Regions from separate parts of the Homo sapiens genome. Here region 2 is linked to region 1. Evidence: chromatin loops called from intact Hi-C (ENCODE). Cell type or tissue: heart right ventricle. All regions are shown on one strand. Links, peaks and the distances in the headings refer to the core of each region. The heading gives the core; the rest is flanking DNA. Region 1 overlaps SGIP1 (SH3GL interacting endocytic adaptor 1). Region 2 has its middle 29 kb from the start of SGIP1.

Region 1 (10,895 bases), core at 1,451-9,450:
TTCTTTGGACAAAGAATTTGCATAATTTTCTGTTATTCCAGTTCTAAGAAAATTTATCACTGACTACTGACCTTATACCTTAGAAAATCACGTTGGCCTGAATTGAGAAAAGCAGACAGAAACATCCTTCTATGTTTTTATTTTATTTTTTGAGATGGGGTCTCACTTTTTTGCCCAGGCTGAAGCACAATGGCACAATCACAGCTCACTGCAGCCTCAACCTCCCAGTCTCAGGCAATTCTCCCACTTCAGCCTCCCGAGTAGCTGGGACTACAGGCACATGCCACCACACCCGGCTAATTTTTGTATTTTTTTTAGCGACGGGGTTTTTTCATATTGCCCAGGCTGGTCTTGAACTCCTGGGCTCAAATGATCTGCCCACCTTGGCCTCCCAAAGAGCTAGGATTACAGGCGTGAGCCACTGTGCCTGGCCAGAATTGCCCTTTTGAAAAATAAGAGTAGTCAGGAGTGAATGTATATACCTGAGTGAAAACCGCTGGGGATCACACAAGAATGAATTCATCTTTGTCTGCTTCCTAATTGGCTTTCATTCATTCATCCACTAATTTATTCAGAGAGATCTAATTGGTCTCCCTTCTTCCGCTTTTGCACCCCTACAAAGTCTCAACATATCATGTCACTCTTCTGCTCAAAATCCTCCCATCTTGTTCAAAGTAAAAACAAAATGCTTCATAATACTCTTACAAGACCCTCCATGATCTGCCCTTCGAGACTCCCCCAGCCTCACCCCGTGGCCGTGTCTCTGATCCCATCTCCATCACTCCTTTCCTTATCCCTGACCGTGCCTCCAACCCTCACCTCCATATTCACTCCACTCTAGCCACATGGCCTCATGGCGTCTCTCTTCCATCACCCCAACCCACCTGCACCTCATGGGTTTTCATTTGCTTCACTTTCTGCCTTCGTGAAATCTTCTCCTAGGTTCTGAGTGACTTGTCCCCTCATTCCCTTCATGATTCTTCAGTAAATTTATCAAAGAGACCTTCTTTGTCCATCCTATATAAAATAACAACACCGCTCCCCACCCCGTCAACATTTTCTTCCTCTTTACCTCATGTTCTCTGTCTCCATAGCCCTTCTCTCTAACATCTTTTATGTTGTTGTTGTCCATTATTTGTCTTCTCCCCCACTAGAATGTAAATACCATGAGAGCTGGATTTTGCCTGTTTGGTTCACTGTTGTGTCCTCAGCTAAACAGGACAAGGCATATTTGCTGAACAAGTTGAATTGAATTACTCACCTAATATTTACAAAATGGCTACTATGTACCTGCCATTGTGCTAGACAGGAGATATATTGGCGATAAAGACAGCTCATATGGAAAATAGGACTTGTGCATAAATATAATACCAAGTGCACCAGAGAACAGGTGTAAATATGGTGCAGTGGGAGTTAAGAAGCCGTTATTAACGTATTTTTTAATTCCAATAAGTGGTACAGCAGCCTGTCCCATCGGCCTGTCACAATATAAGCCAGGGTTTTCATCCTGGTTCAGTTTCCCAATACACTATGACAGGCGTGTAGGGTAGTCTGCACCTGTAAGCTTGATGTCTGCGGCCTTGGCATTCCAATGACATGGCACTTGAGCCAAATTAATATTAGTGTTTTTCCTATACCCTTCTAAATTAACTGAGTCTTTGACTTGTGGATGTATATGGAATCTGTTTTTAATTTTATTGCCATAAATAGTTGTAGGATATCCTCTATGCTGGTAGGTGGGAGATCCAATTTATTTCATTAAAATTTTGAAATCAGAAACTTATAAATGAATCATGAAATGACACTCATATATTTAATTTCATCTTCAGCAACCATTTTAATTGCTCTTCCTTTATCACTCACTTTCAAGGAAACAACTCAAGTTCTATCACCAGGTGGAAATAATGCCAGCCAAGGTACCAAACAGAGAAATGATGCAGCAAAGGCATTTGGATTTGATTTTGTCTATAGTTCCCTGTCATCCTGCATCAAAGCCATTTGTTCTCAGACCATCCATTGGGAACAGAAATCTACTATCTTAATTTTTATATACTATGATATGTAACCCATTTAAATATAGTTATACTGTAAATATTCGGAGCACCCATAACAGGTATTCTGACATGTAAGACTTTCTCAGTAGCTCACAGGCAGCAAATTCCTTACCTTTGCTACTGATTGGGGAAACACATCTCCCGCTATTAGTTCCTATTTAAAGAACATTGGTGCTTAAAAACAAGGGTCAGAGATTAACTCTCTAATTCCCTAGAAAAGCTTAGGTTACTCGGCTCTCTCTTATCCTTCTTTTATCATCACATTTTAATTATTTATTCAGTATCTGTCTTCCAGTTTAAACTAGAAATTTGCACAAGGACCATTTGTCCAATTTGTCACTGCCAAATCTAGCACATTACATTGTGCCTGGTATATTGTGTAGGCACCCTATAAATAAATAAATAAATGTATGAATTTATTTTTTAAACAATGAGTTCTTACTCTGAGTTCTACATTATGCACCGTTGCCTTCCCAGAACCTATGACCCAGAACTTGTCTTCACAATAGTAGATAAGATGTGCGTGAAACTGCAACATAATTTCCTAGAAAAAGATCTGTACCTATCTCCAAGCAAACCCAGAGAAAGGAGAAACCAAGGAAGGCTAAATGGAGAGGATATTAAGAAATGTTTCGGAAAGGCCTTCTTTTGAACTTAGTCTTGTAATATGAAAAGCAGTACATAAGCCAAAGAAAGGGAATTGTAAAGAAAAGAAGAGAAGCTACATCTACACAGATGTACACTGAGAAACAGACCTAGGGGTTTTGTTAGCAGTACATATAAATTGTATTTTATGAGAGAGATGCATCTCTGATGACCTCACACATTCCCTGAACAAAACTGGCCAGTGTTTCTGTGACCAGCTAGGGAAAATCCAGTGTATAAGTCACTTGGCTGGTTGACTTTGAAGTTTTGCCATTTTTTGACAAATGTTTCATTTGTGAGGATTCACATGATTTCTTATTTTATTCATGAAGTAAGCATCTATTCATATTTCCATCTCACATTATTTCCACCATTCAAACTCACATGAAATGTAGCCACCTTGCATACTGGTAGGAAAAATCCTTAAGTTAAAAAAAATTCTTTGGTGAGTATAGAAAATATTAAATTTTTATATAGAAAATTTCAGGTCAATTTAGACACTGGATGGATTAATAAGTCAGCAAAAGTTCTGGCTCTGACAGTTGTGATGCTGAAATGTAATTGAGGCCTCAGTGCTTCTTACACAGGACTACGTGGACTACTTCTCCCACCTTCTACCCAACACTGTAAGCCCTTTGAAAGCAGAGGCTATTTTGCTCATTTTTAAATTACCACCCCACTGGAAAAAATAACAAGAACAACTTGCATAGTTAGGAGTGAATAGACAGATGCCTGTTGAGTTAATAAATGCCACCTCCTCCCCTGTCTGACTTGCTTTCAAAACAGAAACTTTATCTCCTACCAAGACACCATTTAGATCTCATTTTGAGCAACTTGGCAAGAAAACTGAGAAAATTCCCTACCAGTTAAAGAACAGTTGAGCCACCACTGCTAATAACAATATTCTAAGTGATGGTAGGTGCTGAAATCTAATTTTATAAGTGCTCTAATTGTTTTCTAATAGCTGCCAAACAATATTCTACATGTCCACATATGGACAAATATCAAGAGTAGACTCAGCTTGAGGGGAAATCAAGGTTCAGAACCAATTTGGCACTAGTATACAAACAGGGTTAATGGATCTAAAAGGTAGAGAAGGAAGACAGCAGTTTGCTCCCAAACTGGGAGGTCAGCAGTGTTCTCCAGGAGAGATGGAAATGCAAACTTCCAGAAACCAAAAATCCCATTCAGAGCACTACAAAGTTATGGATTTAACACCTGAGTGAGGGAGGCTCACATGGCATCTTTAAGAAGCTCATCTGCTCCCAATCTCTGCCCCAAACCCAGCCTTATACCTACAAGGTTATAGCAGTTCCTCATTTAAGCTATTTTGAATGTATGCCAGACAGCACCTCACCTGAACCATGTGTGTTTCATCCATTAGAGTTACACAATATCCAAGGTGACTGTAGGACAACGTGGAGTCTCCATGCTCCAATGTGAGCAAAGTTTTCATTTATTAACATCAATTTCCCCAGAAAGTACATACCTGAACTTAGAGGTGAAGTACTACAAGAGTCAGCTGTGGAGACATTGGAGGAAATCATAAAGAAGCTCACTCACTTTAAGCATTTACTGTGTCCCAAAGAAGAATAAAATCCTTGTGAAATTTCTGCTTTAGCCAAGGTAGAGTAACAGACCAATTTACCCTTCTACCTCAAACAGCTTAAAAATAAGCAAAATATATAAAACAATGACTTGCAAGACACTGGACTTCAGGCGAAGGCAGTGATCCCTAAAAGGGGAGGTGTGCCCTATGATTGCTCCAGCTTACCTGCTTGAGAGTTTTCAGGCCTGGCATAAGGAGAGCCCAGCTGACTTCCAGCTGCTCATGGGAAGGTGTTTCACTGAGGCACTCTACTACAAAACTGGCCGAGGGAATTGCCAGGGGAAGCTAAGGTTGATGGGTGCTGCCGCCACCATGCACTGCAGAAGATGGCAGTGGAGAAGGTGTGAACATGGCAGGAGGCTGGAAAAGAATCCATCTGCATTGCAAGATCTGGGCATTGTGGCAGCCCAGCCAGTTGTACTACATGAGTCAGATGACAGGAAAGCTGTCTGTGCTACCAGGCACTGGCAGAGTTATATGGCTTGCAAAACCTACACTCTGGGGACACTACATGCACTGCAGGAGCCACACACAAGCCTCTTGTAACTTCAACAACCTAGCACTACGTAAGCCTTGTGCATTGCAAGAGCCTGCATTTGCAAGCAGGCTGGAAGGGTGAAGGAAAACCCCTTTCTCCTGCAATGTCTCTCTAGCGCCCTCTACTGACAAAACTAAGCATGGTTCCTGCAGGCAAAGAGAAAAATACAATAAAGATCCGTTAATTTTCTCAGAGCAGTCAGTAAAGGGTGAATTGGAACGGGGAGGCAATGATTGATTTTATATAGACATTGACACGGTGATTATAAACCTCATGTGGAAATTCAAAGGGCCTACCATAGCGAAAACAACTATGAAAAGGAACAAAGTTAGAGGACTAACATTACTTGATTTCAGAACTATCATAAAGCTACTGTAATCAAGACAGTGCAATACTGGCTTAAAAAATAGACCAAATAAATCTATAGAACAGAATGAATCGTGAATCCAGAAATTGACTCACACAGATAAGGGCAATTAGATTTCAACAAAATTTTCAAGGTAATTCGGTGGAGAAAGGACAGTCTTCTCAAAAAAATGATGCTGAAACAACTGGATATTCATATCCACACACACACAAAATGAACTGAGATCCATACTTGACACTATATACATTGTAAGACTAAAATAGGTGAAAATGGGTAATGAAGCTAAATGTAAACTCAAAGATTTTTTTTTAAACTTCTAGAAGAAAATATAAGTGAGACAGTTGCAGTGGCTCATGCCTGTAATTCCAGCAGTTCGGGAGGCCAAGGCAGGAGGACTGCTTGAGGCCAGGAGTTTGAGACTACAGTGAGCTATGCTCACACGACTGCACTCCAGTCTGGGTGACAGAGAAAGATCCTGTCTCAAAAAGGAAAAAGAAAATACAAATGAAACTTTTGTGACCTTCGGTTTGGCAAAGATTTCTTAAATAAGACACCGAAAGAATGACTGGATTAGATATAACCCATAAAAGAATAAATTGATGAATTAAAAACTTCTGCTCTTCAAATGTCCTTTTAAGAGAAAGAAAAAACAAAACAAGCCACAGACTGGGCTGCAAATTATATATCTGATAAATGACATTCCCAGAATGTATAAAGAAACCTTGACATTCAATAAGAGAACAAACAACCCTATTTAAAAACTTGGCAGACAGTTTAAGCAGAGGATAACTGATGACAAGCACATAAAAGATGCTGATGATCCTTAGCCATTATGGAAATGCAAATTAAAACAACAAGAAGATACCACTACTCACCTATGAGAATGGCTAAGATTAAAATGATCAGTTCTACCAAGTGTTGGTGAGAATGTGGAAGAACTAAAACCCTCATGCACAGCTGTATTTTCCACTTTAGAAAACAGTTAGGCAGTTTCTTTGAGAGTCTACACCTATTATGTGAGCTAGTGACTCTCCTCCTGTGTACTTACCAAGAGAAATGACAGGGTATATTCATACTAATACCCGTACACGCGTATTCATTGCACCTTTATTTGTAATAGGCAAAAACTGGAAAGAAGCCAAATGTTCTTCAGTAGGTGAATGTATTTTTTAAAACTGTGGTATACCCATACACTACACAGCCACAAAAAGAAATGAACTATTAGTGCACACAACTACATGAACAAGTCTCAAAATAATTATGTGCAGTGAAAGAAACAAAAAATCACACACCTTACAATTCTGTTATATGAAATTCTAGAAATTGCAAATGAAGTTATAGTGAAGCATATTAACTCTTGCCTAGGGACAGGGAAAGGAGGCAGTGGGAGAGATTACAAAAAGGGATTGCAAAAAAGCATAAGAAAACTTTCAGGGATGATGGAAATGTTCATTTTCTTAATTGTATGATGATTTTACATCATATAATCTCATGGAGTTTTACACTGTATATAAGTTCAGTTTATTATATATCAATTATATCTTCATAAAGCCTTTTTTAAAAAAAAAGAATTGTTTTTCCTTCCACGCTATCATCCCATTGTGTTAACTTATATGACTGAGTTTACAATTTTGACCAAATAGACAAATTAATGGAATGAAGAACTAGTTAAGTGCAAGGCAAAAACTTTACCTCATGAGTACATAAAACAACATGCTAAAGGCATTACTCATGTTACTCGAAGAGCTAAGTAAGACAAGTCCAGGAAATAATGTGATAACATTGTACAATATACTATCTTCAAATATGCTGCCAAAGATTCAGAAATCAAAGTGAGGGAGAACCACCAGAGTAGAGGATTCTATTCATGAGGTGAAGCTATAGACTTCTACAGAAAGAGAAAAGCTGTACTTTTCTTCTTACATTTCAAAACACATAAAACAAAATAGTCACTTTTTAAAATAAGTGCTGACCATTGAGTTCTCAGATAAGTTAGAAATGATACACTGCTGGTGAGAGTGTAAATTAATTCAACCATTGTAGAAAATAGTGTGGTGATTCCTCAAAGAACTAAAAACAGAACTACCCTTTGACCCAGAGATCCCATTACCGGTTATATTCCCAAAGAAATATAAATCATTCTATCATCAAGACACATGCATTGGTATGTTCATTGCAGTACTCTTCACAATAGCTAAGACACAGAGTCAACCTAAACGGCCATCAATGATAGACTAGATAAAGAAAATGTGTTACATATACACCATGGAATACTATGCAGCCATAAAAAAAGAATGAGATCATGTCCTTTGCAGGAACATGGATGGAACTGGAGGCCATTATCCTTCCCAAACCAACACAGGAACAGAAAAACAAACACCACATGTTCTCACTTATAAGTGGGAGCTGAATAATGAGAACATGTTGACAGAAAGAGAGGAACAAAAGAAACTAGGGCCTGCTTGAGGGAGGAGGATGGGAGAAGAGAAAAGTTCAGAAAAAAAAAACTGTCAAATACTATGCTTAGTACCCAGGTGACAAAATAATCTGTACACCAAACCCCCAAGTCACATGTTTACCTATATAACAAACCTGCACATGTACCCCTGAACCTAAAATAGAAGTTAAAGTATTTTTTAATGGAATTGTAAGAGCCTGCCTTTTATCTCTTCTGCTATTTAACATTGCCTCATAAATTGTTTTTCACAGCAGTTTTGATTCAGTGTATTGACATGGATTTTCTCTCTCTTTCCTCTCTGTGTTTTGATATGCCAGATGTATCGTTAAGATTACCGGAGAAATGGTGTTGTCATTTCCTGCTGGCATCACCAGACACTTTGCCAACAACCCGTCCCCAGCTGCTCTGACTTTTCGGGTGATAAATTTCAGCAGGTTAGAACACGTCCTGCCAAACCCCCAACTTCTCTGCTGGTAAATATGATTTTGCATAAATTTTTCAGAGATACATGTGGCTTAGTACTTTGTACTTAGATGAGGGATATATCTTAGCAACAGGGTCGCACTATAGTGAAATTACCACCACTCAGATATATTTGTAGATTCAAGCACAGAACTTTTACCAGCTATCAAAATTTGTTGTGGGTGGTTGTGTGTGAATGTGTGACTGCATATGCATATACGTGTTTTAATGGCCAACTATCTCAAGTGGTTAGAGAGACAGGGTAAGAAAATCTGTATCAGCAACAGTTTGTTCATCGTCTGTTTTACTCATTATCAACAGACAGTGGATGACAATGGTGGGAAATGAGCCAAATAACAAGAATAAAATCCTTTCATTGTATGAGCATCTTTTTATTTTTATTTTATTTTTGAGATAGAGTCTTGCTCTGTTGCCTAGGCTGGAGTGCAGTGGCACCATCTCAGCTCTCTGCAACCTCCGCCTCCTGGGTTCAAGTGGTTCTCCTGCCTCAGCCTCCCAAGTAGCTGAGATTACAGGCGCCCACCACCACACCTGGCTAATTTTTGTATTTTTAGTAGAGATGGGGTTTCGCCATGTTGGCCAGGCTGGTCTCAAACTACTGACCTCAAGTGATCTGCCTGCCTTGGCCTCCCAAAGTGCTGGGATTACAGCCATGAGCCACCACGCCTGGCCTTCTTTTTAAATCAATTGTGTGTGTAGGTGTGACTGTGCATGTGCATATGCATAATAAAGACATCAAATTCAGGTTTAATAGTTAATACAATTTCATTGTAATGATCATTGTTTTGATGGAATTTTACATGTATGACATAAAAGAAACTTATGCAAATATGTTTATATCAATGTAATTTTTCACATTTTCTAACTATTAAACCTGAATTTGATGTCTTTATTATGCATATGCACAGTCACACAAACCCACATGCATGCATGCTATTAAAATGATCAATTATACAAGTTAATTATTTGCAGTGAATGAGCTGAAAGAAGTCTTCTTGACAGCTTCTCCATCAAGTCCTGATGTTCATCTACAAACCTCTCTCTGAAGTGGCCACTTTTTTCTTTACTGCCACCTCCCTTGTCCAAGTGACCACTGTCTTTTCCCCATACCACTGCAATTGCCTTCTCTCCCTGAATCCAATCTTGCCCCTCTCCAATACATTTCAACAGCCAGGTGGTCTTTTGTGAGTAAATCAGGTCTCCTTTGTTCACAACTCCCTGGTGGCTTCGCATTACACCTGTCCCAGAATCTAAACCTGTTACCATTGCCTTTGAGGCCTTGAGTTGTTTACCCTTGTCTGCCTCTCCATTCTCATCTCCCACCATCCTGCCTCAGAATCCTTTTAGCTCCAGCCAGACCTGCCAATCTCAGAAACAGGCTGCATCCTTTCCCACAACAGGGCTTTGTAGTACTTGTTTCCCCTGCCTCGAATACTGTTTCAACCTTCTTCACCTGACTCCAACTCATCCTTTAGTCTCAGCTCTACTCTGCCTCCTGGACTATCCCATTCTCCTCCCCATACCCCCACCAACCAGCCCCAAACTAGTAGCTTGGTGCAAAAGTAATTGCAGTTTCTACCGTTACTTTTAAATGACAAAAACCGTAATTCCTTTTGTGCCAACGTAATAAATTCTGTCCCCTTGTTATTCTCTCTAAAGGTACCCTGTTCTTTTCCTTTGTAGCACTTACTACAGTTAATAATGACATATCTATTTGTGTTTCTTCATTCATCCATCTCCCCCACAAGACTGTGCAAACCGTGAGGGAATGGAAAAAGTCTCTTAATTCGAATTCTTGCTTCAGTTTCCCTCCATTTTTTGGTTGTGCACGTTGAGCCAGTTTATTTTTCAAGGTTCCTCCATCTGAAATTAGGAATTATGTGCCAATATCTTGCCAGTTTGTTTGTAAATATGACTGGTGTCATAGTTACAGCTTTTGTTGCATTGCATTTTTAGGCAGTTATGTTGCCAAGTTCTTAGGCATATGTGCAAAAGTTGTATACATATATTAACATACTGGTCTTATACATAGAATCAAACATCACTCAAAGTGGTTTTGCTTAACAAAATATTATATAGACCCTTAAATTATTATTTACAAAAGTAAAAAAAAAAGAAATAAAATATATCCCATTAATTTGGATCTTATGAACTCTACTTGATCACTGTAACAGGGCTGTGATGAGTGACCCTTTAGTCATCTATAGACTCTTTAGTTTCGTTATGCAGTGCCACTCCACTACCTCAACCACCACAACCATCCCCAGTTTTTTAAAAAGGCATTGTTGACCAAGCATGATTCTAGATTGCAGTACCAGCCTTTAGTGTCTATCATCAGCCAATTGTTTCCTTAATGTTTACTGAAGAAGACTTCATATGTCACCATGGCCCCTGGAGACATTTCAGTTTGCAATCCCTATGACAGGGGCCAAATTGAAATTTACATCTACTTTTTTCTTGTGAAAAAAGTTTGCTTGTAAAAAATATGCGGGAACAATTGTCAACTCAAGTATGAGACTGAAGAATGCTCAAGGCTTCTTGAGCATTTAAGAATTCCATCTCTGTGTAAGCATTTGATTGGCAAAGCTTTCTTGAATATTTATTAAAGCAGGTTCTCTAAGAAATTATCACAGACCTATGACAGCTTATTTTGCTATTAATCTCAGCAAATGTATTTCTTTAAAATAGCATTATATAATTGAGGGTTTCCCAGTTATTCAAATCTACTTAGTACAAATTAA
Region 2 (10,895 bases), core at 1,440-9,439, 220 kb before region 1:
ATGACGTGAAGACACTGAGGAAGAGGATGGCATCTTTAAGTCAAGAAGAAAGGCTTGGCACAGATTCTTTCCCCATTGCCTTCAAAAGGAAGTAATCCTGCCTCACCTTGATCTTGGACTTGGAACTGCCAGAACTGTGAGAAAATAAATTTCTATTATTTAAGTCACCCAACCTGTGGTACTTGTTATGGCAGCCCTAGCAAACTCATACACTTGATAAGCCTTTTCTAAAATTTTATATTGAGGAAGCCCATGAACAGGCAAGACAAATTTGAAGAAACACAAGAGCTCTAAAGGGTATTAATAGTTTATTACAAAACTATATTAACTAAAAGACAGAGTAGTTTTGGTATAGAGACAAATAGACTAGTAGAACAGAATAGAGAGTGCAGAGATAGAGCCTGTGTTTACCAAAAGCTGATGCATGAGAGATGTTGGAGTAAGATTCAGTAAAAGATGCTATAACAACTGAAGTTCTCTAAAAAGAAATAAAAGTGAATTCTTACCTCACATGATACGTAAAAATCACTCCCAAATGGAATAGAGTCTGAAATATGGAAAGAAAACCTTTAAACACCTAGAATATATTGGAAAATATCTTTATGTACTCAAGTTAGGAATAGAGTTATTAAATAAGACACAGTCATAAACACAAAGGGAAAGTAAACAATAACTCTACTACATTAAAATTGAACACATCTGTTCACAAAAGACACAACACATGTGAAAAGGCGTTGTATAACAGCACAAATATTTATAACACGTAATCAATAAAAGAATTATCCTCAAAATATATAAATGACAATTATAAATCTGTAAGAAAAAAATAACCCAACAGTCCAAAAGAGATGAACAGGCAAATCTCAGAGGAGGAAACTTATGAAAAGAGGTTCAATCTCATCTCTAACTTGCATTCCAGGGAAATAAAAACTAAAACCGTTCCTCACATAGGCAAATGTTACAACATCTGCTACCACCAAATGCTGAAGAGGATGTGGGCAAGGAGAAAAGGGTATACATCTCTTGTGGGCAAATACAGTGGTAGAACCACTTTTGAGGACAATTCAGCAATATTTAGTAAAATCAAAACTAAGCATACCCTATAATTCAGTAATCCAACTCATATATATATATATATATATACACACTTAAACACATTTTAATGGGCATACAGAGACATGTACAAGAATTTTCATACAAATACTTTTGTAATAATAATTGAAGAAAGCCTAAATATTCATCTATAGGAAAAGAAGTATATAATTTAACCGCAGTGAAAATAAATGAATAAGAGCATCACAAATAAATATGGATGATTCTCACAATCATAATAATTAGATAAAAGATTAAGTTGCAAAAGAATGTATATAAATGTGTGTATGAACACAAATACCTATATATAAAATGAGATGCCATTAATATCAAGCTAAAATAAAACCATTGTTAATGGGAACATACAAATGAAATTTTAAAAAAGTATTTTTAAGGAATTGGAATTTCAAGCCCAAATTTGGGACAGTATTTCTATGTGGGTGGCGGCATAATGTGGGGAAGGTGATACACAGAAATACCATCGATTTTGGTAACATTTCATTTCTTAAGTTTATTATGATAGATTTGTACCTTTCATATATTTTAAATACTGTATAACACATTAAAAGGTCTGTTACATCCAAATTATTACAAACAAGTAAAACTTTATTAGCAGTCATTATCTTCTTCCTAGCCATCATTTATCATTTCCCATAATTACTTTTATCATTTTTCAGAAGCATAATCTTCCTAAAAATATAGTTGTTTACATTTCAAATGGGTAGAGGCAGACTATGTTGTAGAAAAACTTGATTGAAAGAGGGTCTTTATTTCTTTACATTGAATGGCAACAAAATGCAACAGATAAATCTTTCACATGACAGACCAAAGAAATTTTTCCTTAATAAGAATGACCATAATTAATCATCTAAATGGGAACACTTTTGAGAAAGAAATAGAGAAATATTAAGTTAAATTAAATTAAATGGAGAAATAATAAATGGGGCAAATGAAGTGGAAAGAGGCACTGTCCGAGACAAACTTACTCTTAGTTGATCATTTCACTAACCAATGCCCTTTGCTTCCGTCACTGATTGCTAACCTGGGCTTTCTTCTTAGCACACAAAAGTACCTGAATAAACAATATATTTTGTGTCCCTGTCATAGTTTTCCCTTTATAAGGGCTAATTCCTAGATTTCCGTTTCTGATAAATTGTTGAGCGATCTGGAGAAAAAATTTCTGGTATATATCACCAAACAGTGCTTGATAAGTGTTTTAAAGATACAGTTGAGCTGGAGAAAAGTAAGGTCAGAAAAAGTGAATGCCAGAACAGACAAGAAAGTGGGAAACAAGAGAGATAAAGGAGTTCTTTGCCTTGAAAGTGGCTTTGGTCCTTAATGCTTCAACTGGGAGACCAGAGACCAAGTGGGAGGATGGTCCAGAAACCACTTTTTCCATCTGGGACATGAAAAATGATATCCTCAAGGAGTAATTAGAGGAAAGATGCTCTTTAGTGAAGATATTTGTCTTCTCCACATTGACCGTGAGAAGAAAGAGAAAAAGAAAATAAATCTCTGAGTGTTCTCAAACACAAGCCATCTGTCACATGACTTTGGGCAAGATTTCACACTTCAGTGTGGCCAGTGAACTTGAAATTTAAACAATTTAAAAAATTTAGTTGAAAGTAGTCCCATGGTGGTAGTGTTTGGTGGTAACTTACTGACAGAACATAAATAGATCCTTTTTAGGGAAAATTACATTTAATCACATTAAATCACCCACAGAAAAAGTGATACAGATAAGATTTCCAGTCATATGAGCTCAGAAGTCATATGAAGCAAGAGTGAGCAGAAACAATAAACTGCAGAGTTAGATCTGATAAGATTTATAGATTAAAATTAGTAGGTATTTTTAAAGGCTGTTTAATATGCTTAAAGAACCAAGGGAGTATTAAATAATGACCAAGAAGATGTGAAAAGGAAACAAAACTTTTAGAAATGAGAAATATAATAACTAAAATTAGAACTCGGTGGACAGGCAGAATAGAATATTAGACAAAGCTAAAGATAGAGAATTAAAGGCTATGAAAATTTCACAGATTGCATTACAGATTATTTTATTTTTAATCTTTTTTTTATTCCAGCATACACTTGTAAACAACTCATGGATCAAGTAAGAACTCATAATGGAAAACAAAATACTGAATGTAAAAACTAAAACACTGGTGGGGTCCAGCCAAAGCTGTATTTAAAGGAATTGTGTACTGTAAATGGTAATACTGGGAAATAAAAAGAAGGAAGGCTTAAAATACATGAGCCATGCATTCACCTTAAGAAGTTAGAATGAAAACAAGAGAATAAACCCAAGGAAAGTAGAAGAAAGGGTATTTATTATAAAAATAAAATCAAAAATGGATTGAATAGACAACAAAGATACAATAGAGAAGTTTGGCAAACCAAATTCAGTAATGTATAACAAAATGAATATGTAATATCTGTGTGGAATTTATATCAGCTATTCAAGATTTAAAATGTTAAAAAGCCAAGTAATGTAATTGGACACCTTATGTTCTTAAGAAAGGAGAAAAAAGTATGAAAATCTCAGTAGATGTGGGAAACGCACTCAATAGAATGTAACCCCCATTTATGATGATAAACTGAGAAACAAAGGGAATTTTCTTAATCTGATATTGATTTGCTCTTTAAACTCTATGAGGAAATATCATATTCAATGTGGTACTTACCATTGCTTCATTTTATAGTAGAGACCAACTTATACTGTAATAATATAAACTCCTGCAAGGAAATGTGTTTTCTGTATGGGTACTAGGTATACTGGGTCGCATTTTAACATAACAATAAATAGTTAACTTTTCCACTGGACAAATAAACCTTGAGATACATGATTATTGGAACAGGACAATAATACAGGACCTTGCATCTAATTAGTAAGGTGGGTTCAAAAATTGCATGATGCACCATGGAAAATCTTTCTCATTTTATGAGAATGACATTTGAAAAAAATTGAAAAAAAATTGTTACTTGGCTGTTTCTAGAATTATCCTTTCTAGATTAAAAACAAAAACAAACAAAACTTCCACTTATGATCTCTGAAGGCAGAGAGAACTGGGCTAAAATTCTAATTCTTCCTTTTACTAGCTATTTACTCTTTGGAAGATACTTAAACTGCCTGTTTCTCAGTTTATCTGTAAAATGGGAATGATCACATCTGTATCATAAGGTGTTATACAAATTAAAGAAACACAGAATTTACCATGCACCCGGCACAAGGTCAAAGCTCAACAAATAGATAACAAATTCATATCTATTTGTATTTCCATGTCTATTTCTCTTTTGGAGTAGCTCAGACTTTAAAATCCTACTTACACATTCCTGATTTTATATTTAGCTGCACATTGGGAAATGAAGGCAAAAAGTCTGCATCTAAGACTAGGACTGAGTATTAAAGGTGGAACAGCACCCTCCTGAGGACAAAGTGGATTTGACAGCCATTGTCACCTCAAGAGTCCTTAGACGGTAGCTAGCTGCCACTTGCCTTGGGAACCAGAACCAGCAACATAATTGGCAAGGCTCAGGGCAGAATAAAAATATGGTGCCCTTTGTTTAAAAAGTATCTAGAATTTTGAGACAGCAATAACAGAGCATTAAGCCAAGCAAAGGACCCCTTGAGCTATAGGGTGTTTTGTTACTCCATGGTTGCATGCCCATAAAGCATCTCTCTCCATTTTCACTCATAGAGAAACAGGATTTGGTTCTTATTATTAAACCAAAAGATCTCTTATGTATGATCTTTAGTCAGTAAAACTTAGTTTCAGTTTGGTGTTTTGCTGGAAGACATATCCGGACAGTCAGTTTCCTTCCACTGGGTGTTTTTTTTTTCTTTCTGTAAACAAACTTTATTTGCATTCTCTTATTAACATTAAAGGTTTACTGAGTTTAGTAAGAATAAAAACTCTCTGTAAATGTAATTACTTTTAGAATTTATTTCCTTTTAAAAGTGTTCCTAAAGGAATTCCTGAAACACATCAAATTTTTCAGATCGTTACCTCTGAGGAAAGGCAGAAGTGATGAGAATTTTGGAGGAGAACATGGGAGAAGAGCTTCGACTCTACCTATAATATTTTATTTCCAAATCTAAATACATATTAAAATTCAATAAAGCTGGGTGGTAGGCATACATATAATATATTCAACTCTGTAAGCTTCTGCCTTTGCAATTTTTTATGATAAAAGTATTTCCAAAAATCCTAAACTAATTATGGTCTTTAAATATAATTTGGGGGAGTTAAAAAAAGAATCTGAATTTAAGTTCTGCCATGCAGTGTGGCTGCATGAACTTGGCCACGTTCCTTTAACTCCTTGAGCTTCCATTCTCTTATAAATTGAGAGGGTTGAACATATAATCTTTAAAGCCCCTTTTAGGCTATTAATCTTTACTTCCATGAAACAAACAATATATTTAGAACATAATTTGATATAAGTTACAATTTCTCAATGTGCATAATTAATTGTGAAGTGGTGGGGCAGTGGGGTAAAACTTGGTAAACCTAAAGTCTAACTGAAAAGAGAATACAGTATGTGGGTATTTTTCCTTCTCTCAACTTTGCTTTTAAGAGAAACAGGCTAACCATGAAAACAAAAACAAACAAACAAAAACACATCAAAAGCCTCATGTCAAATATTCAGAAGTTTCCATTTTTTTGTTGTTATTGTTGTTGTTGTTTGTGGTTTTTTGTTTGTTTGTTTTAGAGACGGAGTCTTGCTCTGTTGCTCAGGCTGGAGTGCAATGATGCAATCTTGGCTCACTGCAACCTCCGCGGTTCAAGTGAATCTCCTGCCTCAGCCTCCCAAGTAGCTGGGATTATAGGCACCCATCACCACGCCTGGCTAATTTTTGTATTTTTAGTAGAGATGGGGTTTCACCATGTTGACCAGGCTGGTCTTGAACTCCTGACTTCAAGGGATCTGCCCGCCTCAGCCTCCGGAAGTGCTGGGATTACAGGCGTGAGCCACCTCGCCCAGCCTATTTCAATTTTTAAGGTAGAAAATTTGAAACTTTCAGCTGCGTGTGGTGGCATGTGCCTGTATTCCCAGCTACTTGGGAAGCTGCAACGGAAAGATTGCTTGAGCCTAGGAGTTTGAGGCTGCAGTGAGCTATGACCATGATGCTGCACTTCAGCCAGGGCAACAGAGCAAACTTAAAACAACCTTTGCAAAGATTATGACAGTGAAAGAAGTCTAGCACAGCTGACTCCACAGGCTGGCTTCTAGCCCCACAGGCTGGCTGTCCTCACTCATTCCTGGGTGTAGGCCAAGCTAACCATGGGAGGAATTTAGTTTATAGTTTAACTTTAATGTAAGGATGATTGATAATAGTCCCTTACTAAAACTGATCCCCTCCTGTTCAGGAATGGAAACCACCTTTGTCTGAATTTTTGGCATGAAAGAACAATGATTAGAATTACGGGAGGGGCCTGAATTCTGCTAAAATGTAGGTGTAGCTAAACAATAACCAGCCATTGTCCCTAGCTTGTTTTTCTATAATCTCTTAATGCTCAGGAATCATATGGCCAGAAGTCACAAGATTTGTGACTTTGCCAATTTCTCCTATAGATAACATCACTATTGTAAAACTTAAGATTGGTCTTTTGAGATATTTTTCAGACTTTTGCATTCTGGCAACTCACCCGACTGAGACCAGTGACTCATGACTCAGCTGGTCCTGTGTTTCCCACCCAGAGGTGGACTCAGCGCATGAGGACCATCCGTTTTCCACATTCCTATGATTTCATCACCAACCAATCAGCAGCACCCATCCTCTAGCTCCAAATTGCCCATAAAAGCCCTAGCCTCTGAGTTCTCGAAGAGGCTGATTTGAGTAATAATAAACTCCTATTCTACCACTTGGCTGGCTTTGCATTAATTAAACTCTACTGCAATAATGCTATCTCAGTGAATTGGGCTTATCTATGCCACAGGCAAGAAGAATCTGTCATATGATTACAAGACCATGTTAAAAAAAAAAAGAAAGAAAATTTGAAACCTCTATTTCCAAATATTAGGAACTTGGAAAAATATGCACAAAGCTAGGATTTCTAGTAAGGTGGGGTTCATATACTTTCCTGATACACTTTCCTGATACAGTTTTCCGTGTCAAGAGAGATAAGTCACTAGGTGATAAGCTAGATGTGATTAGGAGGGGGTGGTGAAGACTGTGACAAACTAGAAAGAGTATGTCCTAATTGGATAGTCAGCATTTAGCTTTAGTTTATTATTCCCATGTGTCAGTTTGAGGCTGACATTAACAAAGCTTCCCATTTTCCAAAAGAAGACCCAGAAACCAGAAGATACAGAAACCTGGACTTTTGGATATTTTTCGTAGTTTTTATTTGTTGGTAAATCATGCAGATCTTTTCTTAGAAGTGAGTTGTCTATCAGATAAAAACATCAAAGGGCTCAATTTAATTCATACTATTAATGTTTTACTGACTTCTGGGCTTAAGTGTGTTTGTTGGTTATGTTCTGTTTTGAGGTTTTCAGTAACATTATTATCATGTCTACAGGAATTGAAGCTATTAGTTACTGAGCCCCAGGTTATTACCCCATACACACATTTTTCTGGTGACTTCAGCTCCTAGTTCATTCTCATGCTGTCTGTACTACTTATTATATCTGCACTCTTGGTGATTTCAACATATGCATATGTGATACTTTCACAGCCTGGCTGCTCAGATCCTTAATGTCTGCCCCCCAAAGATCTTGCTGTTCACCCTACTGCAGCAACCTTACTCCCCAGATCACATGGTAGATGTCAAGACTCCTAACTTCAATCCGGCCATAACCCCACCCCACTCTCTGATCACCATCTTTCATCTTTCCAGTTTATTCCCTCTACCCTGACTGCTGGTTCCAATGTCTTTTGACTCTTCAAGTCACCTACCTTCAATTGACCATTCTACCTTTTTACTATCCCTTTGAGGAAAGAAAAGAACTTTCATATGAGCAATTGAGCCCTTTCAAATTATCAGACTTGGAGAGGCATTAAAATGAGACAGCAATCATGTCCTACTTCCTCCCTTAGAGCTATGCATTAATCTCTGGAAACTGCATGCTATTGCACCAAGTAGCTATTAATTAACCTAATAAGGCTGCACCGGACACTACAACCCATACCCTATAGGTTAACAATGTGTAGCCAATCACTAATCAATGTTATTTCTATAAAACAATGAGAATTCCTGACAAACCACTTTGCACCAGCCCACTCCTGTACCCGCTTTTATTTGCCTTTAAAAATCTGCTTGTAACAAACAGAGCTTATATCCAAGGTTACCCGGGTCTGAGTCTTCTGGGCAGCTATCCTCACTTTGGCTCAAGTGAACTCTTTAAATCACATTTTGTGCTTTAGCCTCTTTCTTTTAGGTTAACACCTTAATGCCCCAATATCCTCTCTTGCTTCTTATCCAGTTACAAATTCCAATGTCAATATTTATAGTCACTTACTTGCACATATTCAATTCCGTACCCATCTCTCTCTTTATTTTACCTGAAGGCAAAACCAGAATCCTGGCTAAATCCAAATCTCCAGTATTCCACATCTGCATTTCAGCTGGGAGCGTCTAGGGGAAAACATTCAGCTATGCCAATGGCAGTCACCTTAAATTCCTGACTGGAACCACAAAGGGGACCCTTAATTTTTTCAGATAATTGCCCTATATTTCTCTAGTTTACTATGAGGTAAATGCTAGTAGTAAGAGGTACATATGTACAATAGAAAAAAGAGAGAGAATATTATCATCAGAGAGTGGTGAGAAGATTATGAATATTGCAAATGAATGAATTTGCAGTATGGTAAGAAGGAAAGATTTTTGAAGGACAAAAACTAAATCATGCCATCAACAGTAAGCACAGTGCTTCAGCAAGACATAAAGAAGTGTTAAGGGCAGAATGGATAACCTTCTAAGTGTGGCTTGAGAATCAGCATCCATACTGGAAGCCCGCTAGCTTAATATTCACTGAGGAGAAGGATCAACGTTTGTTAAAGCCCTAAAGACAAAGCAAGGTGAAAATGCTATTGCTGAGCGTTTTAGTGCAGCTCTTGAATGTGCAATGGTTCAAGGCCTATTGATCCCTGCACATCACCAAAAGAGTAATGATGAGGCCAACAGACACTGGGGCATTCTGGGGCTGCCCTGGAGAGCATGAGTTGTGTGGGTGAGGAGAGGAGAAGATTATCGGCTTTTGCTAATTTTTAATGCAGATGAAACTGATCTAACTGTTCTATTTTGGGAAACGTTACCTGAGAGAATAACCATCAATTAGGTAGAAATTTGATCCCCGTTTTAAAACTGCGAAGAGACTGCGAAGGGCCAAATCAAACTATAATTTGGTTGGAACTGCATCAAAGTAATACATGTGAGACCCCTTTCCAACACTTTAGAGTTATAAGCAAATGGACGCAGGAGTAACTTTTTAGAAACTGATCTGCTTTATATTTTAAAAAGGAAAACTTCTATAATTAAATAACAACAATGACAAAACAATCACTTTGGGGTTATATTTAGTCATTTATAACAATAGACTGAAATCTTGAGGGAAAAAACTATATCTTCTGTTCTTTTATTCCTAGCCCTAGAAAATTCTATTAAAGCAAACGCTCAGAAAATATATGTAGATTAAATAAATCACTGAAAATAAATCATAAGACAGGTATCCTTAGATATCAGCCAAAAAAAATCCCAGGAATGTACATATTTTTAGACTATAACTAGAAACTTTTAAAATACCTTTTTTGAAAGATTTTTAAGTTTAAGAGAAGGGAAAAAAATGGGTGTTAGAACTCCTTCTCAGTTAATTAAAATTCTTATTTTCTCTGAGCATTTTCGCTAATTGGTAGGAGAGGGCAAGATGGCTGACTAGACACAGACAAGTAGAACAGCTACCACCAAGGGACCGAAACTACTGGAACACTCCTAACAGATCTTCAGAGGGGAAGCACGGAGAGTAGACAGAGGGAAGACACAGAAGCTGGGGTGAAGGGGGAGGAAGCCGGGAACCCTCCATAGGGCTACCGTGGGCTGGGACTCATTCCTGGCCCCCAACAGCTCTTGGGGAACAGGTGAGTTGAACTGGGGAGGAACAACCCACTCTCACCATGGGCCTCTGGAATCCCGGCAGGAGGAGACCCCCTCAACCACCTTGGACACTCAAATTAACAGGGAGAGCTGCTTAGAGAAGTGGGAGGGGCAGCGGACCAGCTGTCCTGAAGCCCAAAGGGTTTGGTGCAGGAGCATCTGTAATGGAGCGGCTGCCAGAGATGGCCGTCCCCCTAGGCTTGACTTGCTCCCAAAGGAGACTTTATCCTTAGGGGAACTATGGGACATGAACTCTGCAGAGCAGTCTTGCCCATTAGGCTGGGTGGTCTGACCTGAGCACCTCTTGGTCTGCTGACCTCTCCCAAGGCCCCAGCATTGCTGGGCCTGCTTGCAGGGCAGCCTTTGGTGCCCTGAGGGCCCACATCATAGCTCCTGCACTGGTGGGCCGTGCCTGACCAGCAGAGAGCTCCAGTGGGGTGGTCCTCACCACTGCACACCAGCCCAGCCCACCTTCTCCCTCCCAAAACTGCAGCTTCCCCCAGGTCCAAAGCAACCGTCCACATTGTTTGCAAAACACGGGTGAGCAGGTTTTGCCTTCCTTGCCCCTCCTGCGTGTGTGTGTGTGTGTGTGTGTATGTGTGTGTGTGCACCCTGCCCTGTCACTGCTGCAGCAGTGGAGCAGTCCATCCCCACCATCAACTGCCATTGCAGTGGGAGCTTTGACGTGCAGAGCCAGCCAGCCCTGCC

The links. A loop is a pair of places that touch in the nucleus more often than their neighbours do. Peaks named below come from ENCODE experiments on the same cell type or tissue, not always from the same donor. Only the 100,000 strongest peaks of a DNase experiment are listed, where the experiment ranks them.
Region 2: a loop joins it to region 1, with 2.4 times the contacts of the local background. A loop is called at or near these places in 16 of 110 quality-filtered maps.

What each region holds. Positions count from the first base shown.
Region 1 is chr1:66,721,276-66,732,170 of GRCh38, forward strand. SGIP1 (SH3GL interacting endocytic adaptor 1) reads left to right here. Exons shown (of 25, transcript NM_032291.4): 20 at 7,989-8,144. Among named protein-coding and RNA genes, the nearest start is that of DYNLT5, 26 kb to the right of the region's middle. In heart right ventricle, for the core only: CTCF peaks have their summits at 4,975 (motif pointing left) and 5,201; a DNase peak (open chromatin) is centred at 4,816; H3K27ac peaks cover 1,865 bases.
Region 2 is chr1:66,499,528-66,510,422 of GRCh38, forward strand. No RefSeq gene overlaps it. Among named protein-coding and RNA genes, the nearest start is that of SGIP1, 29 kb to the right of the region's middle. In heart right ventricle, for the core only: CTCF peaks have their summits at 4,516 and 4,721; a DNase peak (open chromatin) is centred at 4,524; H3K27ac peaks cover 417 bases.